2 separate regions of the Mus musculus genome follow, and region 2 is linked to region 1. A link is a loop called in an ENCODE intact Hi-C map of the cell type or tissue named here. Cell type or tissue: gastrocnemius. All regions are shown on one strand. Each heading gives the region's core, and the rest is flanking DNA. Links, peaks and the distances in the headings are about the cores only. Region 1 holds the start of Gpnmb (glycoprotein (transmembrane) nmb). Region 2 holds the start of Stk31 (serine threonine kinase 31).

What was found. Peaks named below come from ENCODE experiments on the same cell type or tissue, not always from the same donor. Only the 100,000 strongest peaks of a DNase experiment are listed, where the experiment ranks them.
Region 2: a loop joins it to region 1, with 2.8 times the contacts of the local background. A loop is called at or near these places in 25 of 42 quality-filtered maps.

The regions. Positions count from the first base shown.
Region 1 is chr6:49,032,638-49,048,892 of GRCm38, forward strand. Gpnmb (glycoprotein (transmembrane) nmb) reads left to right here and starts at 3,881. Exons shown (of 11, transcript NM_053110.4): 1 at 3,881-4,155; 2 at 10,130-10,282; 3 at 11,360-11,503; 4 at 12,668-12,841; 5 at 14,657-14,815; 6 at 15,099-15,464. The coding sequence starts at 4,086. In gastrocnemius, for the core only: a CTCF peak has its summit at 7,049 (motif pointing right); a DNase peak (open chromatin) is centred at 7,074; H3K4me3 peaks cover 1,674 bases; H3K27ac peaks cover 881 bases.
Region 2 is chr6:49,390,198-49,406,452 of GRCm38, forward strand. It overlaps Stk31 (serine threonine kinase 31), which reads left to right and starts at 5,407. Exons shown (of 24, transcript NM_029916.2): 1 at 5,407-5,487; 2 at 7,864-7,910; 3 at 7,999-8,051; 4 at 14,569-14,667. The coding sequence starts at 5,438. In gastrocnemius, for the core only: CTCF peaks have their summits at 4,285 (motif pointing right), 7,461 and 8,367 (motif pointing left); DNase peaks (open chromatin) are centred at 5,336 and 7,478.

The sequences.
Region 1 (16,255 bases), core at 3,857-11,856:
AGGCACTGTGACATGTGGACAAACACACACATGCATGCACACATGCACACTCAATGCACACACACACAAACACACATGCATACATACACACATGTGCATGCACTCACACACACACACCATATAAGTAAAATATTATAATGAGCAGACAAGCCAGCAGTGGAGGGAACCTCGTGAAAGGACATGTCTACCCGTGAGTTCTTTTTCTCCTTTTTTGAAGATCCTTTTTTGAAGGAAAATTATGTTCGGACAGAGTAGGCCCAAAGCTCAATGAACCTTAGAAACAAGGGCTTTAATTACTCATTCATGCAGAGAGCCACTGAGCAGGAGAAAGCAGAGAACTGGGCACAGCAGATGTCTCTTAGTCATTTGCTAGAGCTTAAATCTGAAAATTGTGACTCTGCTCATGACACATGCAAAAGCCCACACTAGGGCCCTGCAGTCACAGTCACGAGGGCTGCCTCTCTCTTGGAGCTGAGCCCCTTACCTAGAGTTTATTCTTACCTTCCTACTCTGCCACAAGTCAAAGCTTTGTTTCAATGAGCCTGCCACGTTTGGGGGTATTGTCCAAAATATCCCCATTGCCCACCTTCAGGATTTTTTTCCAAGCCAGAGGGCTGGGTAACTGTGGTGCAGGCTAATGGTCCCCAGAGATATTTAACCCACAGGATCTACAAGTCTGTGACACAGCAAATACCTAAAGACGGGAATGAAGGTTGCATCAAAACTGATCTTTTGACAGGAAATGGTTCTGGAACATCCAGGTGGACCCCATGAAATGACAAGGGACCTGTAAGTCACACGGGATAGGGGATGGGGCGGGGGAATCAATGACAGAAGACTGAAATGTGAGAAAGACCCCACTGTCATTGATGGAGCCAGAGAGGGAAGGAGGTCGCAAGCCAGGAAGTGTAAGAAGCTAGAGACTAGGGAAGAGTCGGAGAAGTGGGCCCCTCACTAGAGCATGCTGACACTTGGTTTCTGCCCAGTTGAGACTCCTTTCAGACTTCTGGCTGCCAGGGCAGCGAGTTAATAAATTTTCATTGTTTTAAATCTCAGAGTTCTGGCAATTTATTAAAGAAAACTAAAGAGTGGCTATCTAAGTAAGTTACAGATCTGTGGGCTAAAGAGATGGCTCAGCAGTTAGGAGTGCTTACCACCTGGTGGCTCACAAGCATCTATAACCACCCAAGGGATCTGACACCCTCTTCTGGCCTCCAGACACATGTGTGTTGTACAGACATACAAGTGGGCAAAACACTACACATAGAAATAATTGTAAGGGCTAATGGACTAGATCTTAACTGGGTTTTGTGATCTCATTTTAAAACCCCACTCTGGACTGAGTAATTTCTAAAATCGGAAAGAAAAATGTTAACTGAGGAAGCGCTTGGGATGACCCTGAAGTGCAGAGTACTCGCCCAGCTCGTAGAGCCCCAGGTTAGCTCCCCAGCACCATATAGGTGTGGTAGCACACACCTGCTATCCCAGCTTTTAGGAGGTGTAGCCAAGAGGATCAGAAGTTCAAAATCATCTTCAGCTGTCCAGTAAGTTACAGGCCACACCCCAGACCCAGCAGTGACTCCCGGGTGTGGTTTCGGCCCCCTTGGGTGGCTGCTTCAGTCTCCACATCCCAGGCACAGCTTCCAAAGGCAAACAGTGGCCACCTGAAGGAGAGTCAATACGAGGTGCTGAAGGGCTGGTAGGGATGTTTCTCTAACAGTGCCTGCTGCCTGCCTCCCTCGTCAGAGGTCTAAGCAGAGCAGATGTAATTCCTGATAATCCACATGCTTCCTTCAGTGAATTATTCCAAAATTTTTACAAGATGATGTTTCTTTGATAAAATAAGGTATGAATATACCTCCTCAATGTCCTGGATCCTGGATATGTTGGCAATTTCTGATTGTCAAAAGCAGATTATCCTATGTATAGCTCTTTGGAATCATAAACTTCCTTTTAAAATGTTCCAGGTATGAGCGATTTACCTTCGTGAATGTTCGTGTACCACAAGTCTGATGCCTAAGGAAGTCAGAAAAAGGTGTCAGGTCCCTTGAACTGGAGTTACAAATGGCTGTAAGTCATCGTGATGGTGCTGGGGATTGAACCTAGGCCCTCTGCAAGATGAAGTGGAGGGAGAGGAGGAGAAGGAAAAATGGGGAAGAGAAGGAAGAAGAAGGAAGAGGAGGAGGGTGAGATGAGGAGAAAGATGTGGAGGAGAGAAGAAAAGGAAGAAGGGGAAGAAGAGGAGGAAGAGGAAGAAGAAGAGGAGATGATAGTGATGATGGTGATGATGGTGATGAAGATGATGATGAAGAAGATGATGTTCCCATTTCTTGTTCATTTCTGCCTAGTGGCTACCAACTCTGATGATGGGGCAAGGAAGGCACAAAGTAAAAGATAATTTAATTGTTGCAACTTCCTAAACAAAGACTTATTGAAGAAGAGCTTAATATCCAATTTACTTAAAGACAAAGATCACTTATCTAACCAAAAATGCAAACCAGAACTGTATCTGCGACCAAGGGTGCTAACACCTCAGGTGTTACCAGGAGGTTTGCCCAAAGTTGAAAACTTGTTTCAGTTTTTACATTTGCTTGGGGGTTGGGGATAAGGGCACATGCCACGGCTCTTGTGTGAAGATCAGAGGACAACTTGCAAAAGTTAGTTTCTTCTTCCCACCACACAGGTTCCAGGGATTAAACTCAGATCTTCAAGCTTGGTAGGTTAATGTCTTCACCTACTGAACAAGCGTACCAGCACAAAAGCTCGCTTTTCTGATTTTTTTACTTTTGTTTTGTTTTTGAGTCAGGGACTCACTCTGTAGCCTTAGCTTCCCTGGAACTTGCTAAGTAGGACCAGGCTGGGCTTGAACTTAGAGACATCCAGATGCCTCTGCCTCTCTAGTGCTGGGACTGAAGGAGTTCACCGACATGTTTGTTTATTTTACTTATGAGTACATGGTAGCTGTCTTCAGACACACCAGAAGAGGGTGTTCATTTTTAATTGAAAGGTTACATGTGTGTAAACAAGCAGACAGAGCTCTGTATATGATTTATGTTACACAAAAGCAGTTCTTTCCCTTTCTCCTCTGCATTGGAGACTTTTGCTTCTTTGTGGTTGCGTCCACTTCTGCTCCACGTGGTTTTCCCCCACAGGAGCTCTGGTCCCTGAATTACAATGGACTGTAAGTCACTGTGTGCCACAACCAAGACTTCTCCTGCCCAGAAAACAGTCTTAGGGATGTGTCCTGACAGTGAGAGGGTCACAGGGCCAAGTTTCCACAGTCTACAACCAGAAACAGCTTAATCACATGACATTTATGTTCCAGAGACGGGTGATTTCACACCTAATGCTTGCTCTTTGGCAATACAAGTGTGCTTCCCACAAGTCGCCTGAAGTTACTTGGAGCAGCTATCTTAGAGAAGTTACCAAAAATGATGCAGTTCGTTCTGGGCATTCTGCAGAGCCAGGTCGATATGCCAGAAACTTTAGCTTTGGGGTACATTTCTCCTCTGCTTGAAGCCCGTGGGCTGTCCCGAACTTGCAATTTCTGACATAGCATGCAATGTTTGTATGCATGCATGCACAGCACAGTGGCATTGACTGAAATGATACCTTGGATCTGTCTGTTCTGGGGGAAGAGAACGCGGGCTGTCCAGATTCTGGAAAGATGTTTCAGTGTGAGTACCGAAGTGACACAAAAGAGAAACCACAAAGTCCACCAACGACCAGGTTTCGTTTGGTAAAGAATGTCAGAACAGGATGTTAGAAAGCTCCCTTTAAGCTAGGAAAGATGGAGGGGGAGGGAGAGAAAGGGGGGAGGAGCAAATGTGGCATCACAAAATGAAAACACCGTGCATCCGAAGTCAATAAATAGATGCCAGGGGCAAGTGACTCATGAGCACGAGTTGTTAAGCGATGGAATTTGGGAGATCAAGCCACACTGCTTAAAACATCACATGATCTCCCTCTGGCCCCGTATTTCATAAAACAGAGCGGATCGCAGGAGGCCGACACTGTGACTCCTGGTGGATGGGACTGGGGAGTCAGAGTCAAGCCCTGACTGGTTGCAGGCGCTCGGAGTCAGCATGGAAAGTCTCTGCGGGGTCCTGGGATTTCTGCTGCTGGCTGCAGGACTGCCTCTCCAGGCTGCCAAGCGTGAGTCCCGTCCTCTCTGGGCGCTTACACTCGTTGACCCAAATGATGGGCCAGGCCCTTTGACTGGAGTTTGGGGGTCCGCAGACAGGGTCTGTTCCAAATGCTGGGAGTGTGTTCTTTGCTTAGGACTCACGGAGAGCAAAAGCCACGAGGCCCCTGGAAGCTTTTTCCACTCTGGCCAGATTGAGGCTGGAAGGGGAGGACAGCCTGTACCCCAGAATAAAGCAAGTCTCCCAAATCACCCTTATCTGCTTCCTGCTCACAGGGCGGAGCTCTTAAATGAGGCTCTGGCTAACTTTGCGGAACTCCCCCATCCCACCGCATCCTCTGCTCGCTGCAGGGCCAACTGCTGCTTCAGTGCAGATACTGAGGACTCTATGCAGATACTGAGGGGCTCCACCCTGGGCGGATTCTATGGCAGGGGCCCTACTAACAAAGCTTCCTAGTGAGTGGCAGAGGCATCTTTCAGTGTTGGACATACTGGTCTAGCATCCTTGTCCTGACCAGGGTGTAGCTGTCCTGTTCTTAGCGGAGCTAGTGAGCAGGGGAAAGAGAAGGCCCCTCACTTCCAGGGGCCGGAGACCAGCCCGGTCCAGAACCTTGCCTTACCCCGAATGTGGCCGCCTGGCTGGTTGCCAGGCAGTTCCAAAGGAGAGGAGTATCTCGTCACCCCCTGCCTTCTCTTGTGCAAGGCAGGTCCTCGGGTAGGTTGTCCTGGCTGGGGTGGATCCCAGGCCAGGCAGAGTGGAACCGCTGTGGTCCCTGCACCCAAGAATTGCCAGGCAAAAGGGCAAGCAGCCCAGCCCCATCACAGCCGCGCCCCGAACCAGGGATCCTCAAAGCCAGTGATGCCCCAGACTTGGGGCGTCCTGCCTGAGACTCCACCTCTGAGTTTGGATTTTAAACCCAGAGATGGCAGGCAGCGGGTTGACAAACGGAACGGCCCATCTTGTGTCTAGGTGTGGTGCCTTCACAGAGAGAGGGGACTCTGACCTTGGAATTATCCAGTTTCCCCAGATGAGAAACCGGGCCACAGGCCACAGAGAGGGCCAGGAATTCGCTCAGGTCACACAGAGAGCAGGCAGTAGGGAAGCATGCCACCTCTCCCTGGCAGTTCTTCCTGCCAGGGTTTGGGATAGGACAGACTTGAATATGTGCCAACTGCTAGGCTGGGCCATGAGTGAGTTAGCTTCAATAAATTTCCTTTTCCTCGTTTACAAAAGTGGGCTATAGAGTCTTGGGAGATCAGCTAGCAAGGGCACGTGGCCAGAACACACATTCAATGGCATTTTTAAGGACAGAGCTACACACCTCTGTTCCCCCTATCCCACCCTACCCCACTCCATACCTCCTGCCAACAAGTTATAATAACCTAGAGGAATAAGAATAGGAAAAGCCAGCAAAGACCTTTCACCCACAGTTTGAGGGTCGGTAAAACAGTAGCCAAAGCCAGGATAAATGGTTCATGTCTTTAATCCCAACACTCAGGAAGCAGAGGTAGGTAGATCTCTGTGAGTCTGGGGTCATCCTAGTCTACATAGTGAGTTCTAGGACAGTTTGAGCTACATAGTGAGACCCTGACTTGAAAAAAAAAAAAAAAAAAACCAACCAACTACCCCCCCCCCCAAGGAAAAACAAAACAAAAACCCAACCAGTAGCCAGAACTTGAAGGGTATGGACTTTTAATAGAAGTCTCAAAGCCCCAGGCATTCTTGGGCTCATCTTATACTGTACTAAATATTCCAGACACAATGAGCAAGCCCTGTAGGGGTTAGCAATCCATAGGAGGCAGGTAGTGAGCAGCCCGAACATGAGGAGTTGGGGTGAAGAGAAGGTAACCAACTCAGGGTTACCTCCACTCTGCCCCCGCGCCCCATTTTCCCGTTATAGTTTGCTTATTATCGGGCTTGTCTGGTTGTAAGTTGAACTTCCATGTGTTAGGCTAACGGTGTACTCATGTGAAATTGAAAGGAATAATTCAGGCAGATTCCAATACAACCTTTACCCATGCCCTTTTATAGCCAAATACCCTCCTCTACCCAGCTCCAATCCCTGGCCACTAGGAGTCTGTCCATGTAAATATCTTAGCATTTCCAGAATGCCACACAAGGGAACTTAGTCGTATGAACTTTAGACATCGGCTTGGGTTTCTCCTCAGTGTGAGTCCCTGGAGATCTATTGACATTGCTGTACCAAATAGGTTGTTCCTTGTTCTTTCTGAGTAGTCGCCCATGGTCATAAAGTACCACTTTAACCGCTCACCCACCAAAGGACAGAGAGCTATTCCAGCTCAAGATGCTACGACTCCTCATGTCCATTTCCCTCGGATTCGTACTAAAAAGTACAATTTGGACAAGTTATATATAATGCTTACGCTACGTCGAGTCTTTGTAGAATTTAGCAGGGTGGCTGTGCCTTCTCAGGTTCCTGCCAGAAGTGTGTGGTGGCCCAATTGGTGGTAGTGGCTCCATAGGTCTGCAGGGGGGTTCGTCAACAATCCTCTAGTATTCAGTGTCCATACATTCTCTGAAGTGTTCTCTCATATCTGTTCCCATTTTCAAATTAGAATTGCTTTTTAATATTGGTGGAAGTTTGGTCTTCTCCACTCTCCTTTACTTCTTTCTACTGGATGTCACAGGGCAGAAGTTTCTTACTTGAGTAAAATTTCATACATCATTGTTTTTCTTTTATGGATTATACTTTTGGTGTTCATCTAAGAAGTTTTGCCTCATCCTAAATCCTTATGTTTTCATCTCTGTTTGCTGCTCTTTTAAAAAATGTATCTTTTCTTTATTGGGTTAATTTTTTTTTTTTTTTTTGAGACAGGGTTTCTCTGTTTTTAAATCTTTAAAAAGTCGTATTTTATTGTAATGGTGGTGCCTGCAGAGGTCACAAGAGGGCGCCAGATCTCCTGGAGCGGGAGCGTTTGTGAGCCCCGGACATGGCTGCTAAAATTCAAACTAGAGTACTGTGCCACTGAGTCATCTTTCCAGCTCCTCTGTTGAACGAATTTGTGTCTCGTGTGAACTCTGCCAGGGCAGACTGAACGGGTCAGCTCTTGGCTTCCCTGTCCATCCATCCCTGTCCCCGCCGCCCCACGCTGCCCCCCCCTACCCCCCCGTTTTTCTCTTTGACTTCTGAACTTTAGGAACAGAGGAGAAATCGGGTGCGATTTTGTCGCTGTTGTTTTTCGTTTTCTGGTAGTGCTGAAGTTCAAACCCAGGGCCCTTGCAGGCCAGGCAAGCACTGTACCACTGGGTCACACACCAGCCTGACCTTGCTCTGATTGCGTCTACCTCAGAATCTGTGGACTCTGAAACAGTGAAAAGAGATTGTTCTGGGCATGAAAGGAGCTGAATCCACTTTTGCATCGGATTGAAGATGATCCTGGCAAATCCCACCTCTCTAGACCTAGATGTGTTCATCTCTAAAGTTAGTTTGAATGGAGGCAGCTTAACTCTTCCCTCATATCTCCAACGTGAACTTCCATTTACAAACGTTTGTTGATAAACCTTGTGCCCATTCCTCAATTAATGGCTGTTCTAGGTAGGAACAGTCCTGACACTGATTTGGGGTGTCTGATTTGAAGGCCTGAGATCACACAGCCTGTTGATGACAGAGCCCGTGTGCCATGACTCCTAGTCAATCCTATTTGTATTGCTTGCCTGGTTAATAGGTGCATGGCCTGCTTGGCACAAGTCCAAATTCTATATGGGGCACCTGCCCCCCCCCCAAAAAAACCTGAGGCATACACAATAACAGGACATCCACCTCTTTCCGTGCAAAGAACGTAGAGACAGATAGATAAGATGGATAGGAAATCCATCATGATGGATAGATAAGAGACAGGAAAAGGGGAGATGGATAAAAATCAAGATGGTAGGCTCAAATGCAGAAAGCCTGTCATTACATCATATGTACATTACCTCAGTGCTTCAGATAAAAGTTAGAGATTTTCAGATTTGATTTATAGTTGCACAACTATGTGCTAAAAACAAAAAACACCCTCACATTAAATAAGAAAATATACAGGCTAGAAGTAAAAAAATGGGAGAGTAGGGTCCAGAGAGATGGCTCAGAGGTTAAATTCCCCATACCCACATGGCAGCTCACAACTGTCTGAACTCCAGTCCCAGGGAATCTAGTGCCCTCTTCTGGAATCCAGAACATGGCCACACCAGGAACATAGTTCACTGACATAGATATAAGACACCTACACATAAAATAAGAGTAAAGAAGTCTTTTTTGGAAAAAGTAAAACAATGGAAAAAGTTTATGTACATATGCATCTGTTATATATAATATATATTAAACACTAGCAAAGTAGCCTTCAGTACAACAAATATTATCAAGAACAAAGAGAGGGGACTAGAGAGATGGCTCAGCAGTTAAGAGCACTGAATGCTCTTCCAGAGGTTCTGAGTTCAAATCCCAGCAACCACATAGTGGCCCACAGCTATCTAAAATGAGATCTGATAGCCTCTTCTGGTGTCTCTGAAGACAGCTACAGTGTACTTATATATAATAAACAAATAAATCTTTTTAAAAAAAAGAACAAAGAGAGTTAATTACTAATAAAAACAGTCAATTCAATCAAGAAATCCATAATTCTAAATGCAGCTAGACCTAACAGTAGAGTTTCTAATGCATTTTTAAAGACTTGGAACTAGTAAAGGAAATAGCTCCAACCCTAACCCAGATAACATGAGGTTTTTATTTGATTAGTTTTTGTTTTTTGAGACAGGGTTTCTCTGTGTAGCCCTGGCTGTCCTGGGACTCACTTTGTAGACCAGACTGGCCTCGAACTCAGAAATCCGCCTGCCTCTGCCTCCCGAGTGCTGGGATTAAAGATGTGCACCACCATGCCCAGCTCTCAAATAACATTTTTTAAACCTCTCTATTTAACAAGCAGAGACTATACAAGGGCTTTTTGAGGGGGGGCGGGTCAGGGTGTTTATTTTTAAGACAAAGTCTCTCTTTAGCCCAGACAAGCCTTGATTTCACGGCAATCTTCCTGTCTCCACTCCCTGGTTTCAGGTATGATGCAAATGCCTTACTCCACAAATATATAGAGAGTGTTCACCACGATGTATGCACAGAGTTTTACCATGGGATCTCCCATGCTAACACACTTGTCTTTTGGCATCCTGGGAGCATCCCCAAACTTTGCATCCTGTAGACAAGAGGGTAAAGGCCTGGGAAAGATTCAAAGCTGTACGAGGAAAATGCTGTCCAAGTCTCCTCTTGATACTACTACTGAACCTAAATATTTGGAGGCTATGTTAAGTAGAGCTTAGAAAGGGTGGCTGCCAAAATTTTCTCTTTAAGGCTCATGCCTTTAATCCCAGTGCCAGAACAGCCAGGGCCGTGTAGTAAGATGCTATAAATATCAAAAAATAAATGTTTTTTGTAATTCTCTAAAAACACTTTCTGTAGACTTAGTTTATGTTCATATTTACTTATTTGTACTGGGCAGAGGGACGGGCACACATGTGTGGAGGTCAGTGGACAAGTCTGTGAATCGCTCGCTGCTTTCCTTCTGCCATATGGGTTCCAGAGAAGGAAGTCCGCGGTAAGGTACCTCACCTGCTAAGACTGCTCGCCAGCCTCAGTAGACATCTGGGATGGGGACTAAAAGTGTGCACCAACATACCCATGCTGACTTTTTTTTTTTTTTTCCTGAGACAGGGTTTCTCTGTGTAGCCCTGGCTGTCCTGGAACTCACTCTGTAGACCAGGCTGGCCTCGAGCTCAGAAATCCGCCTGCCTCTGCCTTCCAAATGCTGGGATTAAAGACCTGCGCCACCACCGCCCGGCGCAGACTTATTTTTAAGCACATTTCTTCACTTGCTGTATTGGTTAGATTCTGCATGTGCTTCCCAATGATTGAAATGAAAAGCTCCATCGACCATTCACACAGAAGTGCTGAGAGGTGGAAGGAACTGACAAAATCTGGTTTTCAAATACTAACACAGGATTTCGTGATGTGCTGGGCCATGAACAGTATCCCGATCACATGAGAGAGCACAACCAATTACGTGGCTGGTCTTCGGATGAAAATGAATGGGATGAACACCTGTATCCAGTGTGGAGGAGGGGAGACGGCAGGTGGAAGGACTCCTGGGAAGGTAAGTGGGAAGCTCCTCCCCCGCAGCCACCGCTGCACTGCATCAGAGAAGGCAACCTCCTCCGATGCCAGGGCTCCGGGTCCTGTGAGTGACAGTGCGCTAGGCGCAAAGTGAGCAGCCCCTGGGCTTGGCAAGCTTCCCTCCTCCCTCAACAGCTCCACTTTCTGAAGGGTCACAAAATCACTTGGACTTTAGACGTGTCCAAGGTCTTTGAATATTTTAGAGAGCGGCCAGATTCGCCCTCCAGCCTGTTGACTACCGTAGCGTAGGCACCCTCAGAAAAGCTACAACATGACCTGGTCGTCCAGAGATGCTGGGAGGCTTACCAGAAAGTGAATCATCCCACACAGGCCGGGAGTCAAGTCTTCTGGTCATTTGGTTTTCAGATTAAAGTCTACAAACTTTCAACACGTGCCTCTTCAATCCAAAAGGTTTTTTTTTTTTTTTTTTTTTTTTTTTTTTTTTAATGTGTGTGTATTGGTGTTTTATCTGTGTGCATATCTGTGCACCACCTGTATGCCTGGTGCTGGGGAGGCCATTAGAGGGCATTAGCTCCCGTGCAGCTGGAGTTATAGATTGTTGTGAGCGATCATCAGCCACGTGGGTTCTGGGAGTTGAACCACGATCCTCTTGAAAGCAGCCACAGAGCCATCTCTCCAACCCCCTTTGTTCTTATCGTCAGTGAATACTTTTTTCTATGATTAGAAAATCCTTTAGCGCCGGGCGTGGTGTAATCCCAGCACTCGGGAGGCAGAGGCAGGCAGATTTCTGAGTTCGAGGTCAGCCTGGTCTACAAAGTGAGTTCCAGGATAGCCAGAGCTATCCAGAGAAACCCTGTCTCGAAAAAACAAAAACAAAAAAGAAAGAAAGAAATGAAGGAAGAAAGAAAATCCTTTAACTACTCTTACTTATTTTTTCTATGATGTTGTACTGTGAAAGCTAACATTAGCATCAGGAAATCACTAACCACTGTAAAGAGGCATGTGGGTCGAATGGTCCTTACCTACAGACAGAACTCTATTAAACACTTGGTGGGAAGCCTGCGAGGGAAACGCACTCTGTTCTTTCCTGCCCTAGGAGGCCGTGTGCAGGCAGTCCTGACCAGTGACTCACCGGCTCTGGTGGGTTCCAATATCACTTTTGTGGTGAACCTGGTGTTCCCCAGATGCCAGAAGGAAGATGCTAATGGCAATATCGTCTATGAGAAGAACTGCAGGAATGGTAAGGAGGGTCAGCTCTGCTCCTGGAGCTCCGCTCACAATCCTAAAGCCCATGGGATCGGTCACCACCCCAGTCATCCTCCTCCTCAGGGCCACGTCCTTTTTAAGTAGCCTATATTCACCATACAAAACATTTCTCCTACTGTACGTTGTGGACTTTGATCACAGCCACTTTGAAGTCCCTCTCTCCCCATCCCTGGTCCTAGCTCTTCCCAGGTAACCCCTAGGAGCTACACTATGGGGACAGAATGAACTCAGCGAATGAACACTTGCCTAGAGTGTGTAGGGTTTGGGTTCCATCCAACCCCTGCTCAAAAACCCAACCTACATCTCCTCCATTGTCACACCAGCTTGGACTGTGTCTCTGGACAACGAATGTATTATTGTCCATGTTCAGGTTCCTGTATTAGCTGAAACTATTTTGGCCAAAAAACAAACAAACAAACAAAAACCCACCCAGGGCTCATCTGAGAGAGTGTGCTGATTGGTTCATTTCCATTGACCAGTGTTTAAGTAAACGGCGTTCTGCTGGAACTGATACTGCATGTGCGCTTCTGATTTCCTTCTGCTCTTAAAGAGCTGCGTTCGTTATCCATGGTAAAAGAGCACAAACACACCAAGGGACATTATTTTGTGAGAATCGTACTCAAGAATCACTCTCAAGAACTCAGATAATCATTGAGATTACTCAGACACTAGTACAGCTTCTCCTACAGGGTGAGCTGCCTGCACCAGTCAGGCTTTTGTAAACCTGGTGATGTGCAGGCCTTGCTGGGGTGGGCGTGGCACTGTGGTTATGTGAGGGAAGAAGGACTTGGCTGTGATACCAGTGAGTGAGGGGAAGAAGTTGAGGACAGAGTGCCACACTAGAAGATGGCATGTCCTATAGGTTGGTTTGAATAACACTGAGATTCAGAGACTCAAAAGGAAAATGATACGTGTGTTAAGTAAAATCTCCAGATGGAAGTTTCCTGGAAATTGATAATCTAACATTTTATTGACATACAGCGGATACACTGGAATGCATCAGTATGTGGTGGTGGACTCTGAACACGAAGACGTTAGCCCCGTAGCGGCGTTTACCGTGGGTCTGGGAAACTGAAGTGTCAGGTGCTGACCACTGAGCATTTGGAGACAACTAACTCGACTGTTTGTTCTTGGTTAGATTTGGGACTGACATCTGACCTGCATGTCTACAACTGGACTGCAGGGGCAGATGATGGTGACTGGGAAGATGGCACCAGCCGAAGCCAGCATCTCAGGTTCCCGGACAGGAGGCCCTTCCCTCGCCCCCATGGATGGAAGAAATGGAGCTTTGTCTACGTCTTTCACACACTTGGTTTGGTTTTTACAAACTCTCAGTTTTTTACATTCCTTTCACATTAGACCTTGTCCTTTCTTATTCTCTAATTGAAACCATAGCACCCATCCCTCTGTTCTTCTCCTTACTCGGTAAACAGTGAGGGGAAATGAAATCCTGGCTAAGCTCGCCATGTCTGCAGGACACCACAGGCATACAATGAGAACGAGAAGGGAGAGATTTTGGCTTTCTCTTCAACAACAGAAGAAGACTAGCCTAACATAGTCCTATGAAAAAATGTATTTGGACGGCACGTGGTTGTTTATTCATTAATTTGTTAATGTTCTTAAATTAATTAGTTAAAGTTAAAAAAGCATATTCTCTGTGGGAAATTTGGAAACAGAAGAGCATAAACAAAATATAAAAATCATTCACAAACAACATCAGATGTGATTGCTATTGAATAATGACATTTTAAGTATTAATATTTCTTGTTTAAGATAATAATGGATACACATTTTTATTTTGTTATCATAGCATTTGTCTATATTATTTAAAAGTCCTTAAGTTGTTTTAATGACTGCATAATACATCAATGTGTGGATCTAAAACAACATAGATACTGTTCTTCTCTGTCATGGTCTACATGTCTGTTTTCTAAAAACCATAAAAGGTTTCACTTTGATGTATTATTAGTGAAGTGTTATTTTAAGAGGAACAAAATTGGCTCATTATTAACAAGGCTGCTGAATTCTCAGTATATTACCAGAGGGCCACGTCAATGGATGAGTGGGAGAATACAAGCCCAGCATGTAGACATTAAGCAAAATACACACACACCCCACACACAAATAACATACACACACACCAGACATACACATACATACTGTACATACCACACACATACACCATGCATGCCATATACTTGAAACATACATACATACATACACACACACACACACACACACACACACACACCACATACCACCACCACCACCTCCAGGAGCCAACTGAGGCTAAATTTTCAAAATCTGCTCCAGTTGAGTAACTCCTGGATATCTAAAGGTTTTGTCCTTTCTCAGAGAGCATCCTTTTATTCAGCATTAACAAAGCACACCCACTGAACAAAGCACAGAATAGGCCGGGTATCATGCAGGTCTGAAACCAGCTTTCTTGGTGCCATGGTGGCTCTGTGGTCAGTTCTCCAAGCCTATCACTCATTGACCTGCCACAGCTGTGGCCAGCACCTGTGAGTTTCAGGGACAGCTGCAGAGGGAAACGGAATGACTCAGATGTGTTCCCGTGGGCAGTCTGTTCCCTTCATATCTGTGATCCGTATCTGTGATCTGCTGTTGCCCTTTCATGTCTTGCTGGTTTTCAGTACAAGTCCTTCTAGGAAGAGGAATTCCAGTCTCTCTGTAAAACCTAACCGAAGCTATGCCCGTGTACTTACATCAAGTGCTTTTAATTTCTTATAAAAATAAGGCACATTTGTGAATACAGAACCTATTAAAACTCTTGCAGATACCTCACCATGACATTAAATGAGTCCTAAGGGAAGAGTATGCATTTCATGTGCAAATCGTTTAAACCGAATAGCCTTCATCTATAAATTAGGAACTGGCTGGATTGCCCCTCTGTGGAGCTCTTTCACTTTAAGCAGCTGTGAGCAGTTGTTACCTGTATGCAAGCAGAAAGTTGCTTCATCGGGTTTTGCATCAAGGCCGGCACCAGCTCCCTTTCAGGAGCGTCCAGCCTGTTCTCTTCGCAGAGCAACCTTTAACCTTTCAGAAACAACTCTGCCTAAAGATCATGTGATGTTACCAGTAACTCAAAATGTCCATCTTTTCACAGGCCAGTATTTCCAAAAACTGGGTCGGTGTTCAGCACGGGTTTCTATAAACACAGTCAACTTGACAGCTGGCCCTCAGGTCATGGAAGTGACTGTCTTTCGAAGATACGGCCGGGCATACATTCCCATCTCGAAGGTGAAAGATGTGTATGTGATAACAGGTGCGTGGCGTGAACTCCACAGCAGCGGAGGAGGACGGGGCATTTAGCAGATTAGGAAAGAACCAGCACCCAGTGTTCTGGGTTAGGGTGAGGCTCATCTGGACTCCAGCAGAGCTTAGCTATTTACTTCTGTGCTGTGCTGGCCCACGTGTTGGCAGCTGGGAGACGCTAAGGCTTACCTATGAGGAGGTCTAGTTTTAGTCTTCAGGCAGAGGGCGTCTCTGCAGCACTCCCTCACAGGCGAGCCACCTATTTTCTTTTCTTCTTGTGTTGTATCTTCTAGATCAGATCCCTGTATTCGTGACCATGTCCCAGAAGAATGACAGGAACTTGTCTGATGAGATCTTCCTCAGAGACCTCCCCATCGTCTTCGATGTCCTCATTCATGATCCCAGCCACTTCCTCAACGACTCTGCCATTTCCTACAAGTGGAACTTTGGGGACAACACTGGCCTGTTTGTCTCCAACAATCACACTTTGAATCACACTTATGTGCTCAATGGAACCTTCAACCTTAACCTCACCGTGCAAACTGCAGTGCCCGGGCCATGCCCTCCCCCTTCGCCTTCGACTCCGCCTCCACCTTCAACTCCGCCCTCACCTCCGCCCTCACCTCTGCCCACATTATCAACACCTAGCCCCTCTTTAAGTGAGTATTTCTTGAGCAGTGTGAGGTTGGTGGCAGCCTTGGTGGTGGTCGACTTTGTGGTGGTCTTCATTAGTTACTTAGTTATTCAGTGATTTAGTCAATCGCCTTGAGATACTATGTTGCCCTGCTGGCTTTGAACTTGATTTGTAAGCTAGGGTAGCCTCAAACTTGTATTGATTTCTCCGCTGCTGTTAGGTTTGCATTGCCCAAATTTATTCCTTTATAGAATGTTTTAAATTGTAAAATAGTTAATCCACATTTCTTACTAAAAGTTGGAACTAACCAGGGAGAAGCCTAGCATAGAAGGAAAAGTCCCCATGTTCTCTCTTCCCCAGTTCATCCTGGCGTTGCTGGCCACGTCTCTGCGCAGATCATTCTCTATGCACCTGGCGTTGCTGGCCACGTTTCTGCGCAGATCATTCTCTATGCATTTACAAACATCCTATGTGGTCTGTCATTTTGGATGTTATGTAAATGGGTTCACATCATGTGCTGTGTTCTTTGCCCCTCTTTGCTAAATAACCACAGAAAGCTTTCAGTTACTGTGCATGGAAATCTCTCACACCTGACCGGGTGTCGCACAGTGTCACAGGGTGTACTGATAAACACCCACAAGCTTGTTGGTGAGCAACGAAGGGATCGCAAGTCCAGTTACAAATGTAGCAGTACTGGGCTAGTCCAGACATACAGCTTCATCTCACTCTAAACCCCCTCCCTCCCCGCTCTCCTCCCTCCTCCTACATTTCCCTTTCCCCAGCCTCTTATGTAGCCCAGGCTAGCTTCAAACTCAC
Region 2 (16,255 bases), core at 3,632-11,631, 360 kb after region 1:
GTCCAGGCTGCCCCTGGGGACATCCTCTGTCTGCTGCGGCTGGCTGCTACGGACAAGGAAGCTTCTTTGCAGTATTTTCAATGACTTCAGACTCACAGTTGAGAATGAGAGACATTGAAGGCTTCTATGGTACCCTCCTTCCATCTCCAAACTAAACAGTCTGGACAGGAAGCCATTAAGAGAGTACTTAAAAACTGTGCTAGGGATGCTGAAGTGTAGCTCTTCACAGTTGATGGCTTCTGACAGGGGAGTGGGGTTAGGGGAGAGGATTCACTAATCTTTAAGTGGCTGGCCATTAAGAGTTTAGCTATGCGCCAATGAGTATATGTGCAACACAATTCAACACAATTTGGAATTGGTGTGTTTTTTCCTTTCTTTTTTTTTTTTTTTTTTTTTTGCATGGGAGACACACATAGGGTGGGAGGGTTGTAAACGTTAATTTTTTTCAAATCCTATTTTTAATGATGGTTCTTAAACCCTTTAGCTTACCACTCACTAGAGGTAGTGGGAAAGAAAGGGCAAAGTGGACCTGTTTAGAAAGGTTCTTTGGAGCAATGGGCAGTTCAGTTCACAGGTTAACAGCAGCAGCTTCATCCACTCGCAAACACCTCACAGATACACTAGCAGTCCAGTTTGGTAGAGTCATGAATCAGCAGTGGTGGCACTGTGTAGCAAAGACAGTGGGCTTCAGCCTCAGCAGGAGTCAGCAAGGGAGACCAGCAGGAACACCAGGAGAAGTTCTTGGCTGTGCCTTTCTCAAGGAAGCAAAGATCAGTGAAGACCCACAAGAGTGGATCCATATCGGAGAGACCTACAAGTGTTACATAGCTAGCTGTACCAGCAAGCCAAGCTCTGCTTCCATCACTCTATGGAGTCCTATTTGTGCCCTCCAAAAATCACGTGTCCTCCACGTGCCTTGCCTTGCCTCAGCACGTGCATCCAATCTGCCTGAGTTGGTGGAGGAGTCCTGACAAATGAAGCTCAACTACACAATATAAGGTGGACCCATACATGTGTGTTGTTAGCAAAGAATCCTTCATCACGTGTCTTTTCATGTGTTTGCTTTAGCAGAACATCCTTTCACCTGTGTCTGCTTCAGTGAAATTTCTTCTCCAGTCTGCCTTAGTCTTTCACCTGTGTCCACTTTAGGACAACACTCCTTCGAGTGTTTGCCCCAGCAAAACACTATCCAACACAACTGACTCTCCAAAATACCCTTAACCTTCCACTTCAGAAGGTAGACCTGGAATGCCTGGGAACCAAATGTGATTGGGGGTACACTCATTGTGTGAAATTCTCAAATAGTAAAAATATTATGTTGAGAGGAAAAACCTTGAGAAGTTACAGCCTGAATTTCTCCCTAGGAAGCCTTGGATGATCCTCACCATTAAGGTCCTAAGACTTGTAATGGCTGAGAATGTTCTGAAAACTGAGGACGCAGAGTGTCGGACCAATAAAGGTTAGAATTAGTGGAAGTCACTGCCATTCTCTTGGACTCTTGTTAGAGCAGATTGGTGATGGAGTGTCACATTGTGGGATTTAACTGTAAGAGGATTAATTAAATGGGCAACAAGGCATGAGTGATTAAGTTCATGATCCAAAGGGCAGGACAGAAAGACAGCTAAGATATTTGAGGTGTATGACTACTCCTGCCTCATCTCTTATCTCTCTAACACAACAAATATAATAGAGCAAAGCAAACCCCCAAACTATATGGTCTCACACTCGATGTGTTAGGCATTGCATCAACACAAGACAAGAGAACCAAATTGGAAAGGAGAAAGTGAAAGAATATTTGCATGTAACAAGTCATCCATGTAGATTAATCTGCCAACTCTACAGAAAACAAGACAAAACCCTGCTTATCACTAGAAATAAGAACATGATGAGAAATTGAAATTACAAAAAAAGTATCAACAGTAGAATAGTAATAGAAATAATTGGGAAAATCAGATGAAAGAAGAATAAACTTTTACATTGAAAATATAGAACATTGCTTAGGAAAATAAAAGAATTGAATAAATGGATATATATACACACACATATACAGGTATGTATATGTATACATATGTATATGTATATACATATATGTACTGTGTTCAACGATCAGAAGCCTTTAGTTAAAGTGCAAATTTTCCCACTTAGATGTGTAGATTCAGCATAATTCTGATAACAATTCTTGGATGGATGAGTGTATGCCTATGTGTGACAAGTGATTTTCATTTTCTTGGAACTCAAAATAAACAATCTCAGGAAAAAAATTATGTTGGAGTATGCCTTAGATTACCTGTATTCAAGACTTTTAAAGCCTCAGAGCTCAGAACAGTTTAAAGTAAGCAGAGTTCAACATCACAAAACAAATAATCAAGAAGTAGATTTCTACATATGTGGCCCATCCATCCTTGGCAATGCTGCAAAGATAATTCATTACGTAAATGACAGTGCTTTCAAGAAATGCTGATGGAAAAATTGGACACACATATAAAAAATGTGAACCTAGAGTCACATTTTACATCGTATAAAAATTAACTGCACAACTACTATACATCTGTGTAGCATGTATATATATATATACACATACATATATATACATATATGATATATAACATTATGCATATATTTAGAAAGAAAATACAGGAAAGAAACATTTGTAGACTAGTCAGCCAGGGATTTGTTAAAAACAATACAAATGTAAGATCTATAAGGCAAAAGCCAATTAATTAGATTCCATCAAAATAACTTAAGCCCAAACCTGCCAAACCTGATGACTTGACTTTTATTCTTGGAACCTACCTGGTAGAAGACAAGAACCAATTTTCAAAAATTGTTCTCTCACTTTGACCTGTATGCAATGGCATTGTGTAAGAGGGGCCTTACAGTGTCTGTTCATTTCCCTCCCTGCCCCCCAAAAATTTTGTAAAAAAAAAATAGGTACTGTGTGTGTGTGTGTGTGTGTGTGTATGTGATGGGAATTTAATCCAGCCTCACAAACTGGTTACACTTCCAGCCCCTGAGCTTTCTCTCTTTTAAATACTTTTGCTAGAGGATGAAAAGATAGTCATAAACTGTGTAAAATGTTTACAAGTCTAAAGGAGCTACATTCACAGTATACACACACACACACACACACACACACACACACACACACACACACACATAATCAAAAGCTAATGATAAGAAAACAATCCTAACAATGGGGGATATGGATCCTGAACGGCCAACTCCTGTGACCAGGCAAGACTACCAATGGAAGTTTTGGGACACCAACCCAAGCACAAAACCTTAGACCCATAATTTGTTCTATCTACAGGATGTGCAGGAGTGGGGGATGAAGTAGAATTCGACGGATGGGCCTACAGATGACTGACCAGGATGTGAAGTGAATAAATAACTCAGTCAATTAAAAAAATGGACATCCTGAAGGATGCCTGTAGTCTCAGCAGCTGGAGCTGAAGACTGGAGGATCAGAAGTTCAAGGCCATCCTTGGTTACTTAGTGAGCCGGAAGCAAGTTGGAGCTACACAAGACCCTATCTTTTTAAAAAGGTGTGGTGGCACATGCCTTTACTTCCAGTACTCTGAGAAGCAGGGGCAGATGTATCTCCATGATTTTGAGTCCAACCAGATCTACATAGCAAGTTCAAGGCTGATTTAACTACATAGTGAAACCCTGTCTCAAAAACAAACAAAAGAATCCAGTTTAAAAAAAATCTAAAAATGTTTGAATAGAGATACTTAAGTACCTAAGAAGATATATGAAGACGAATAGAAAATAAACATACAACAACAACAACAACAACAACACAAAGATACCCAATGTTTTTATTTGGTAGATAAATAAATGCAAACAACCTCAAGGAAGTCCCTCCACTATATACAAAATATTTAAAATTAAAAACAGTGATCATATTAAGTGATGGTGAAGCTATGGAACAACCAGTTATTACTTTTTAATTTTTATTAGGTTTTAAAGATTTATTTTTATTTAATATGTATCAGAGTTTTGCCTGCATTTATGTCTGTGCAACACTTGTGCCTGAGGCAGTCAGAGAGGCTGTTGGATTCCCTGGAACTGGAGTAGACCTTTGTGAGCTGCCAAATGGGTGGGTTCTGGGAACAAAACCTAGGACCTCTGGAAGACCAGACATTACTTTTAACTACTGAGGCATTTCTTCAGCCTTGCAACTAGAATATATAAACTTTGATGGTGGTAATATAAATTAGAGTAGCTTCTTTGTTAAATAGTCTGGCAACTTCTTGTACACTCTTCTACCATTTAACCATCCACTAGGGGACATTAGCCCAAAAGAAATGAAAGGGTATGTCCACGGAAAGAATTGAAGGCCATAACAGCTTTATTTGAGAGAAGTCTAAAGTCAAAACAACCCTTCTACCCAGAAATGTAGAAAACCTGTTAGGCATCCACAGTGGACTAGTACCTGGGAAGTTACAAGCTGTTGATATATAGAAGAAAACAGGTGGAATTATCTTAAGATACCCATGCCATTTGAAAGAAGGCAAATAAAATGGTCTTTATGTGTGATTCTGTCAACAGTTTTAGAAAAAAAAAAAAAAAGAATTAACGTTCAGTTACAAGAAACAGAAAGGTACATAAGGAGGGCCAGTTAATGTAAACAACATGAAGAAACTTTTGAGGTTGATGGAAATGTTTTATTATGGGGATGACTTCAGTGATGTATAAAAATATTAAAATACTTTACACTTTAATATCTGTAGTCTATGCAAATTATACTTTAAGCTTTAGAAATTAAATGGAGGGCTCCTTGGTAGTGATCTTTCGTGAGGCCTTGGTTTTAATTCATTCCTTTGCAAAACAAAAGAACTAGATAGAGATGGTTTTTAGCTGTGCAATGTTTCCTCCAAGTGTAATAACTTGCCTATAACCCTATCCCATCCCAGTCCCCACCGATCCCTGCTGTCCCCTGCAATGTTTGATGTGGATGCGAAGTTTGGGGAGAAATATGTGTAAAGCTATTGATCTATAAAATGATATTGTCACTTATTACGGTATTCTTTTCTTTGGGAAAAGAATATCCAGTTTGTCCCAATTTTGGCTTTTAAAAAAAAAAAAGTTTAAATCTCGAGGTACAAATTAGGAAGACCCACGCAACTTCATGTCACGGTCTTACATCACTGGCGGGGTGTGGGGCGCCCTCCTATAAACTGACTGCACACAGGGCCAGGCTGCTGCTTTCGGGAGCAGAGCGGAGCGCGTGCGTGGACCGTGGGCGGCCTGGCTGCGCTCGAGGCCTTGAGGCCGGCCACCCACGTGACCAGGGCTGCGCTCCCTCCGCTATAGCGCAGCAGCACCTCGCGCATGCGCAGGCGCAGTGCGTGCCCTGAGGCGTGGAAGCTCGGCGGTAAGCGGCGCCAAGGGCTGGCCTGAGGGCTGGAGGGCTGAGGGTGGAGCGCCTGGTATGTGGGGCCAGCGGCTCTTTGCTGGGACGGCTGTGGCGCAAAGTGTAAGGTCAGTGGTAGTCTTTGGTGGCGAGGGCGACAGGGGCCGCTCCCAGGGTGTTCTTGTCCACGCTGCTGGCGTTTTAGGTCTGGGCTGAGGCCTACTTCCGGCGAGCTCGAAGGCGCCGCAGCTTCTCGGTGAGCTGCCCGCAGACCCACTGTGTGGACAAATCTTGGTGAGCTGCCCGCAGACCCACTGTGTGGACAAATCTCGGTGAGCTGCCCGCAGACCCACTGTGTGGACGACTTTCTTCCCCTCTGGCGACGTCTGTGGTTTTAGCCTTCCAGGCCCCCCAGAAAGCCAGCATCTTTACCTCACCTTGGCCCATTTCAAGGCGAGATTTGAATTCGCCGTCGTGCCCTCCACCTCTGCTTAAAGTCACTACAGTTCCTTGGCAAGTCTTTTAACAACGATTTAAAATAAGGCTAGAAAACCAGTTTCTTAAAACAAGTGGCAGGATTTCCAAAGTAAACTTTTAATTTTTTCTGTGCCCGTGACAGTGGTAACACATGTCTTAATCCTACTCCATTCGGGAGGCAGAGGCAGGCAGATCTTTGAGTTTGAGGCCAGCCTGGTCTACAGAGAGAGTTCAGGACAGCTACTGAGAAACCTGTCTTCAAAAAACCGAAAACAACCAAGAACCAACCAACCAACCAAGCAAACAATAGTGTTTTCCAGAGAAATATTCTTTCTCACTAAAAGACTCCATTTTTTAAAAAAAATTTTTTTCCATTTTTTATTAGGTATTTAGCTCGTTTACATTTCCAATGCTATCCCAAAAGTCCCCCATACCCACCCACCCCCACTCCCCTACCCACCCACTCCCCCTTTTTGGTCCTGGCGTTCCCCTGTACTGGGGCATATAAAGTTTGCAAGTCCAATGGGCCTCTCTTTGCAGTGATGGCCGACTAGGCCATCTTTTGATACATATGCAGCTAGAGACAAGAGCTCCGGGGTACTGCTTAGTTCATATTGTTGTTTCCATTTTTTTTTTTTAAAACAGCTTCTCCACAGCTGAATTTTAAAACTACTTTTTAAAGGATCCCAGATTTGAAGATGATTCAGTGATGTTATTTGAAAAAAAATTAAGCTAGACAAAATTTGCAAGTTTTAAATTCCTATAAATAAGCTCCATTATTTGCTGTGATGAGTTAATTACTCTTTTCATAGTTGAGAGCATTTGAAACCTTGATGTAGATTAGATGTTCTTGGATGATCTAAAAGCTCTCAAAAAATGAGTCTCAAACCATGGCATGTACCCTACGTTTTAAGGGCAGTTTTGTGAAAAATTGTTTTTCCCCTATTTATTGGAATGTGTAGAATTACCTTAAAGTTGAAGGACAAACCAATGCTCTAACCACACCCCCCAGCTTTGGAGGGTGGAGAGTGCGCCTATTTTGAGAATGAAATAAAATCAGTTGGAATTGAACAGTGAAGTAGATTACATATTTTATCATTTTAATTTATGAGTAGAAAGTGATTCCTGGATTTTTGAGAATCAAATCGTAAAGTAGTAGACACTTCTTTTGAAGTACTTTTTTTATGTAATAAACATGATTTTTGAAGTAATAGGCAAATTTGATATATTTCAGTTTTTAATTCTAGGGCATTTTAAAAAACAAAATAGCCAATAGCCACTCCCAGGCTAGCCACTCTCAGGCATTTTATTATTTATTTATTTTTTTATTTTATTGTGGAATTTTCTTGTTTGAGAGGTTTTTTTTTTTGTTGTTTTTTTTTTTTGTTTTTGTTTTTGTTTTTGTTGTTGTTAATATGGGTTTAGAGAGATGGCTCAGCAGTTAAGAGCATTGTTGATTTTCTAGAGGACTGGGTTCAATTCCTTTCCTCCATGTTGGCATTTGGGACTTGGGACAGCTTAGTTTTGTTAAACATTGAACTTTAGTTCTCTGGAAGCATCAACACAGCAGTTTACATGGCTGTAACTTTAGTCCCAGTGGATCTGAAGCCCACTTTTGTCCCCCTTCTGGCCTCAACATGCATTGCATGTACACAGATGTGCATTCAGGCAAGACACATACAACACACACACACACACACACACACACACACACACACACACACTGCATGTTGTTTCAAAATATTGATTTATATAAGTGATCAAAATCTGTTTGAGTTATCTTACTTGTAAATCTGTAAAGATTTGGCTAAAGATAATGATAGGGACAGAGATAATGTGTTTTGCCATTGAAAACTATAATATTTTCAGAACAAATACAAGAAACAGTCATGAGAAAACAGGAAGTTTTTAGTATAGAGTTTGAGTTTTGATAACCATCTTAGGGCAAATACTTTGAACATATGTGGTTTAGATTTTTTTCACTGTTAATGGATATAAAAACCTAATTCAAGGTATTGAATTGTTAGTTTTCCAGGACTTGTCCAAATGGATGAAGATACACATTACAATAAAGGTACTGGCATTAAATATTATTTGGGGGTATAATAACTAAATGATACTGATTAACTTCTAATTTGTTTTGCATTGTGATTTTATTTTAGTTGAAGATGTTGTTGGAAGTCATGTAGAAGATGCAGTAACATTTTGGGCCCAGGTAAATATAATATTGGTTGTTTTTTCTTTTCTACCTTCCTCTTATCAACTCAAGTGTTTTCCAACAAAAATAAAAATCTAATAATAAATGTGATTTTTGTTTTCATTCCCAGTACCTAATCTTGATTAAATCATATAACACAAGACATAATTACAAGACAGTTGATTGCAACATGCAGTTTTCCTATGTTGAAAAAAATGCTTACAATTGAATTAAACAAGAAAATTATCAAGATTGGAACTTCAGAGTCATGTTCAATGGGGTCAGAAAGCCACATGCTGTTGTATTTTTAAAGCTATAGCTCCACCTAGGGGTCTTTGTAAGATTGTTTCCTGAAAATTTAGGCTAAACACTTTTTAAAAAAATTACTTAACATCCAAAAAAACAACAAAAGCAGATCTTAGCTTTCTGGCCTGTGTGTGTCAGAAAGCTAAGTTCTGTCCTCTTTTTGTGCCTTTAACACATTCACAATACTTTCCTCATTTTTATTAGTTCTTTGAGGATTTTATTCAAAGTATTGTGGACATAGCCACCTCACACCCTTCTTCCCCTCAAAATAAAGTTTTGCTCTTGATCCTGTCGTGGACCAGTGTAGCATATGTGGGATCATAGTCCCTGCTGACACTGAAGGAATTGTAGGTAGCACCTTTCCAAGTTGGCCTACCTGTAAGTCACACGCAGGAATTTTGTGTTTTCCCGACTTTCTTGGTATACAAGTGAATAGTTCTGTTGATGGAGGTTTGGGGCAGTATAGTTTTAAAAACAACATTAATTACATTTAACTTATTAATTAGTTAAATACACCATATCTTTATAAAATAATCTTTTAGCATACTTCTGTTTTACATTTTTATTTTTTATTCTTTTATCATTTCATACAGTATATTCTGATTCTTTTATTCCCACTCCCAACTCCTAAATCCTCACCCACCTCCCTACCCACACAACTTCATGTTCCTTAAAACAAAATGAAAACCCATGGTGTTGAGTTTGTGTTGACTGAACCTGAGGCCTGATCCACAGTGTGATTGATGTATCCAGGATCCCTCCATTAAGGAATACTGATTTTCTCTTTCCCAGAAGCTATCAATTTTGAGTAGCTTCTTTGCTAGGGGTACCCACTTCCCCTTTTCCATGCTGGGGTTTGGGACAGCATTGTTTTGTTAGAAGTTATGTTGTGTGGAAGCTCAGATAATATGTCAAACATTGGACCATTTTGGATACACTTACACCATTTCAAAGAAACTTCTTGAAAGTTTCTAGCATATCAGGTGGTAGTAGATTGTAAAGGGAGTAAAGATAGGGAGAGGAAAAGCTTCTGTACTCTAGCCGCTGGCAGGTGACAAAGAAAACCCAGGTTTTGTTTGTTTGTTTGTTTAGTGATCTGCATTTTATTGTAAGATAAGTATATAATTCTGAAATCTGGAGAACTAATAAAGTGTGTCTTATTTCAATGATAGACTGCAAATCAGGAAAGTATATTCAGTTTTAAATACAAAGTAAGCAGGGTGTGATGGCACACCCCTTTTATCCCAGCATCTGGGAGGCAGAGGCAGGTGGATCTCCAAGGACAGCCAGGTCTACACAGATGTTTTCTCAACAAAACAAAACAGCATAACAGTATTAAACACCAAAGTTCTTGGGTTTCAGATGTTAAGAAGTGAATCTATAATGTACTGTTACTGATGAATTTTTGATTCTGCAAACTATACATGATGGGGGTAGGGAGAGGAAATTGTATTTAACTACACTTCCCATGGCTTGGAAACTCCTTTATAATGAAGTTAAGTGTACAGTGTATAAAGTAGAAGTTATATAAAGAGCTATAGAAGACTATGATTAAGAGTTCTTAAAACTACAGAAATATCGGCAGAATTTATGGTAAATTATATACTTACACACAAACTTTTTATTTTTAAAAATTATATGCATGTGTGTTTTGCTTGTGTTTATGTCTGTGTACAACTTCCGTACCTGGTGTCCATGGAGTTCAGAAGAGGGAATTGGATTCTCTGAAACTGGATTTATAGACAGTTGTGAGTTGCCCTGTTGGTGCTGGGAATTGAACCTGGTTCCTTTGGAAGAACAACCAGAACTCTTAACAGCTGATCCATTTCTCCAGTTGTACATACACTTTTTAAATGGTGCTCACATGTTGTAGATCTATGTGGGTCTGTATTCTATATTATTTAGCACATGTGCCACTTAGTGGTACCCCGCACTGAATGACAAATTATATATTTAAGGTTTTTATATAGGAACTATATGTGTACTAACTTAATACTTCCTAGGTTAGTGCTGTTACTGTAGAAATACAATGTGAATCCTATAAGTAATTATAGCTAGTTTTAGCAGCCACATTGGTGCAAGCAAAAGCAACAGGTAAAATAATTTTAATACATATATTTATTTAACTTAATATATCCAAAATACTGTTTCAAAATCTTATCAGCAAACTGTGCCTGGTAATTCCAGCTACTTGTGAGGCTGAAGCAAGAGGACCTTGAGTTTGCACCTGTCTTGAACACTTAGTCAGACCCTGTTCAATAAACAAGGACTGGGGATGTGGTTTAGTTATACAGTACTTGCCGAATGGAAAGGGGTTCCATTTCCAATGATAGAAGAAAGTGCATGCATGCAGTTGGTATAAAATATGAATAAGGCATTATTTATTTATTTAGGTTTTTAAAGGTTCTTTGTGTAGCTATGGCTGTCCTAGAACTCTGTAGACCAGACAGGTCTTAAACTCACAGCAATACACACTACAAAAAGTTAGAAAACATTCCTTAGATGAATGCAATAAAAAGATTAAAACTACTGTTGCTATTCCTATATATCTAATGCCTATCCCAAGATGCAAATCATAAAATCTTTTTGAGATGAGGTTGAGATGAGAGCAGAGACACATAAGTAGAGATTTGGAAATACAGAGGCAAATCAGGGTGAAGATCTATTGTTTGCTTCCTCAGCCTGATTTCTGCCACTTAAAAGAGAATACTACCAATTGAATGGTCTTGAGCAAGTTATTATTTACTTTTTTATTTATACTGTACCTTTTATTCATACTGTGTGTTCTCAAACACTTCCAACCTTTATAATCTGATAGATTAAAATTGTTATATCCTATATGCTCATGAAAACTGCCACTACTAATAACAACAATATTACTGAATATGTGCACTAGTAGAAATATTACCTAAGTAGCTTATTTAACTTTTTGGCTCCTCATCTATACTTTGGAGGTAAGTTATATTGTCATTGCTAAGTTGAGGACTAAATAAATGAAGTTTCAAAAAGTTGTAAAAACTTGCTCAAGGCCATTCAGTTGATAGTAATGGAACTGGAATGAAGTTTTGGTAATCTTCACAAATCTTAATGTATAATAATTATCTTATACTGCATTTATAGAAAAAAAATGTTCATTGCAGTATAATTTTAATAAATATAAACCATAAACCATTGAATATCAATTGCTAAATGAATGTAAAACCAGTCATGATACACCCAGACAATAGAATTGTAGGAAATTATTGTAAAGAAATCAGAATCCTTTTCTAAAAGAGCAGATCTCCAAGTTAAAACAACAGTACACACATCTAATCTCTAGCATAGTTCGCAAGGAACTACAAGCACTAGTGTTTATATGTAGGGAAAAATTGGGGGAACAGAAGGGTAGAAAGAATTATTAGTCATATTGTAAAATCCTTGGTACTGCTTGGATTTTGTATTACTTATCTATTTGGTATTTGTTTAATAACACACACAAACCCTAAAATTTAAGTAAATTACTGAGTAAAAAAAGATATTTTCTTTAACTAATATTAATTATTGCAACTCATAATGTTGTTTCTCAAGTCTTCATATACTTTATTATTCATCTGTTCAAGCAGCAGATGCTGTTGTATCACTATGTGCTAGGCACTGGAGCATGTACGGGAAATGAAAGATTAGTATAAGGTACACACCATATCTCTGAAGATCTTACCTTCTAAGCATATAAAACAAGTTATTCAGTAAATAATTAGCATTTCCAATGATGTTCAACAAGAGGGGACTAAAAGATGATAGAATTTAAGCTTGAAAGTGTCCTCAACAACAACTTGCTGGAATATATGAATTTTTACAAATTAACATAAAGGATGAGTAGAATTATGACAGAAGAAAGTGAGAGAAAAAAGGCAGAGGTGTACTTCAGTCACACGTAAGACTGACCATGTGTGAAAGCCCTGAAGCAAGAAGGAACACAACCAATTTGGGAAATGAAGGAAGTGTAATATGACTGTAGCCTACAGAGGGAAAGCAAAAACAGTGATCTGAGACTAAAGTTAGTGTATTTTGAGAGCAGTGCAAACTCATGAGTGGTTTAGGATAAACGAAGACATAGTAATATTTGAGTTAAGATGCTTACTAATATTGTGAACAGTGGACTGGAGAGGAGCAAAAAAAAATACTTAAGGATTGTCAGTATTTTTAGTCAGATGAATGGCAACTAAAGGAATCTTAAGTATTTTGCCTTCACCTCTTTCTTTTCTTCTTCCCTTTACTTCATTTTTTCCTTCTTTCACTCCCTCCATCCCCTCTCCCCTTCTCCCCCATCCCTCTCTACTCCCTCCTCTTTTTTTTTTTTTTGTACTGGGGATTGAACCCAGGGCTTCATGTATTCTAGATAAATATGTTCTACCAACAGTGTTATTACCACAACTCCTAGTTCTTTTTTGTATGATGACAGCGACATTCATCATGATCTCTTGGAACTGTTCTTTGAGAGGTTTTCTATCACTAGACATTATAGCCTCATTGAATATTTTTTCTTGGGTTTCTATAAAGCTTGATGTGTGTGTGTATATATATTTGATTTTATTTGTGTTCTTGAGGCAGCATGTCATCTCAGAGCCCAGCTGGCCTCCAACTCAAGGTACTCCTGCATTCCCTACTTCTCAAGTGCTGGGGTTACAGGTGTACAGCTTCACTCCCAACTTATATTTAATTTCTTCTAATTTGAAGAACTTTATTCACAGTAAAATTACAGAATCAGTTCAAAGGCTTCTTGTGTACTTCTCACCCAGCTTCTGTTAATGTTACCTCTTGTAGTAACCATAGCACAGCGGGGTAAAAGCCAGAAAATTAATATTGGCACATGGTTGCCAATTGAACTATATATAGCCATTATTTCAAATTTTACCAGTTTTTTTTTTTTATGTTCCAGGATCCACTAAAATTACCCATTGTATTTTTAAGAGGCCTCTAACCTTTGCTACTTTATCAAATTTCTTGACTTTGAATGTTTTGGATGAGTCCCAGTTGTTTTTATAAAGTATCCGTTTAATGGGTTTGTTTGATGATTTCTCATAAATTGGCTAGAATGTCCAAAAATGATGTTGTGTCCAGTGTGCATTGTATTGGGCTTCCTGGTGTCATTGAATATGTTAACTTTAATCTACTTTGTTGAGATGTTCATTTCTTAAAAATATAATAAATATTTTTATTTTTTAAAAGATTTATTTATTTATTTATTTTATTTTACAGCTACACTGTAGCTGTCTTAAGATATGCCAGAAGAGGATATCAGATCTTATTAGAGATGGTTGTGAGCCACCATGTAGTTGCTGGGAATTGAATTTAGGACCTCTGGAAGAACAGTCAGTGCTCTTAACCACTGAGCCATCTCTCTAGCCCCTAATATTTTTCTTTTGTAATTATAAATGTTTTAGAGAAAGACACATGGGATTGACTAGTCTTGTTTTTCCTAACTTTTCACTGAAAATTTTTATCTTTTCTTGGTATTGTACTGGTCTAGTGATGGCCTTTCAGCCTTCTTTATTCCTACTACATCTATTGATTGTCTTTCTGTAAGGAAGAGTCATTTCTTTTCTGTGACTAGTGTGACTAGTGGATAAGCCACAGGTTGTAAGTCTTTTGCTGTTGTCATTTACTTTTGCTGTTTGAATTCTTCATTTCTGGCCAGTGGAGCAGAAGTTGGCCAAAGAACATAGGTTGGTTCCATGTCTCCTAGACATGTCTTAGTCTTTCTTTGAGCACTTGCTTATTTTCTGTCACTACAATTACCCAGTTTGTTTCTGAGGAACCTGCTTAGTATGATTTAATAATATTTGGTACTTTATTTGAATTCTATCTAAGCTTAGTGTCATTTTTTTTATAAGAACTCATTTGAATTATGAAGAAAATGGTAGCACAATAATATGATCCAGCCAGGTGTGGTTTATGCCTTTAATCCCAGCACTCCGGAGGCAGAGACAGGAGGATTTCTGAGTTCAAGGCCAGCCTGGTCTACAAAGTGAGTTCCAGGACAGCCAGGGCTACACAGAGAAACCCTGTCTCGAAAAAACAAAAACAAAAACAAAAACAAACCAAAAAAAACAAAACAAAACACAAAAACAATCCAATTCCCAGTACTTTAAAGTTTCTTAAATATTAGGCTTAGTAGAACCCTTAATTATATATGATATCTTCAGAAAATAATTTATTGAATCTCATATTTTTTCTGTTTTATTCTTAGAATGTCAGTAAAAATAAGGATATTATGAAGATTGGTTGTTCACTCTCAGAAGTTTGTCCTCTTGCTAATTCAGTTTTTGGCAATCTTGATCCTAAGAAGGTGAGCGTTATTCCTGGAAATAATCATTCATCGTACATGTCAGCTTTTCCAGATTTTAGAATCTAGATTTTGGAATTTGGGGCCTATTTGAATAGAAAAGACAGATTTTGTATAAACTACATAGTAAATTTTTTGAAATTTATTAATTAAAAATAACTTATGGACAGAAATTCTGATATAAACTATAATATGACTTTTGATTAAGCATGGGGCCTAGTACATCTTAGGTGAGTACTAACAGATCTACATCTTCAGCCCTCTAAATTGTTATGAGTCTTTTGTCTTCTGTATGTGTGGCTAATACTTGCTTCTGTTCTGTGGCTAACTTAATTACCTTTTGAATATCATTTGAAATCTGATACATATTGCTATCTTCCTTTTTGATATGTGATTTCTCTTTCCTGCTTTAACTCTTCATCTACAGAGAGATGGGAGATAGGGAAGGAAGGCAGAGTGGGAGAATGAATGAAAAAAAAAAGCGAAAGGCAAGGAAAGACACGACTGCTCCTAGGGATGGTGGAGGAGAGAGTTTATTATAGACATATGGGAGAGCATGTCCAGAGTGGGCATGGCCAGACTGAGCTGGGCCTTGTGGGGAGAGGAAGGAGACGGGGACCAGGTATAGCAGCTAGGAGTCCAAAGGTACAAAAGGCAGGTGATCAAAATGTCTAGATTATATAGCAAAGAGCCCTTTGGGGGAAGGGTAGCAAAGGCCTGGGCTAGAGAATTGGGGTAGAGGACAGGAGAATTGGGGTAGAGGGCAGGGTATGCTAGCCATACCCTGTTACAGGTAGGGACTGTGAGATGCTGGGAGAACCTGGAGGACAAATAGGCACCTCAGCTACTTGTCCTGGGTTTGAAACTTAACAAAGAGGAGAGAGATGAAGAGAGGAAGAGGAGAGTGGGGGGAAGGCAGAGGGAGAGGTTGAGAGAGAGGGATAGATAGATAGATAGATTGATTGATTTTGGTTGATTGCCTGTTCTTGTAGAGGCCAGAGACTGTTTGTCCTTCTTGATTGTTTTCCATTTTAGTTTTTCTTTTCTTTTTTCTTTTTTTTTTTTTGAGTCAGGATCTGTCATTAAAGCAGGAGGCTCAATTATTTTGGCTAAGCTTGCTTTCTTCCTTTTTAAAAATTATTTATTTATTTATTTTGGTTTTATGATGGCTGAGTATTGCCCTCTCCCAGAAGACAAGAAGGGGTACTTTTTCTTCTTCTTCTTCTTCTTCTTCTTCTTCTTCTTCTTCTTCTTCTTCTTCTTCTTCTTCTTCTTCTTCTTCTTCTTCTTCTTCTTCTTCTTCTTCTTCCTTCTTCCTTCTTCTTCTTCTTCTTCTTCTTCTTCTTCTTCTTCTTCTTCTTCTTCTTCTTCTTCTTCTTCTTCTTCTTCTTCTTCCTTCTTCTTCTTCCTTCTTCTTCTTCCTCCTCCTCCTCCTCCTCCTCCTCCTCCTCCTTCTTCTTCTTCTTCCTTCTTTTTTCTTCTTCTTCCTTCTTCTTCTTCTTCCTTCTTCTTCTTCCTTCTTCTTCTTCCTTCTTCTTCTTCCTCCTCCTCCTCCTCCTCCTTCTTCTTCTTCTTCTTCTTCTTCTTCTTC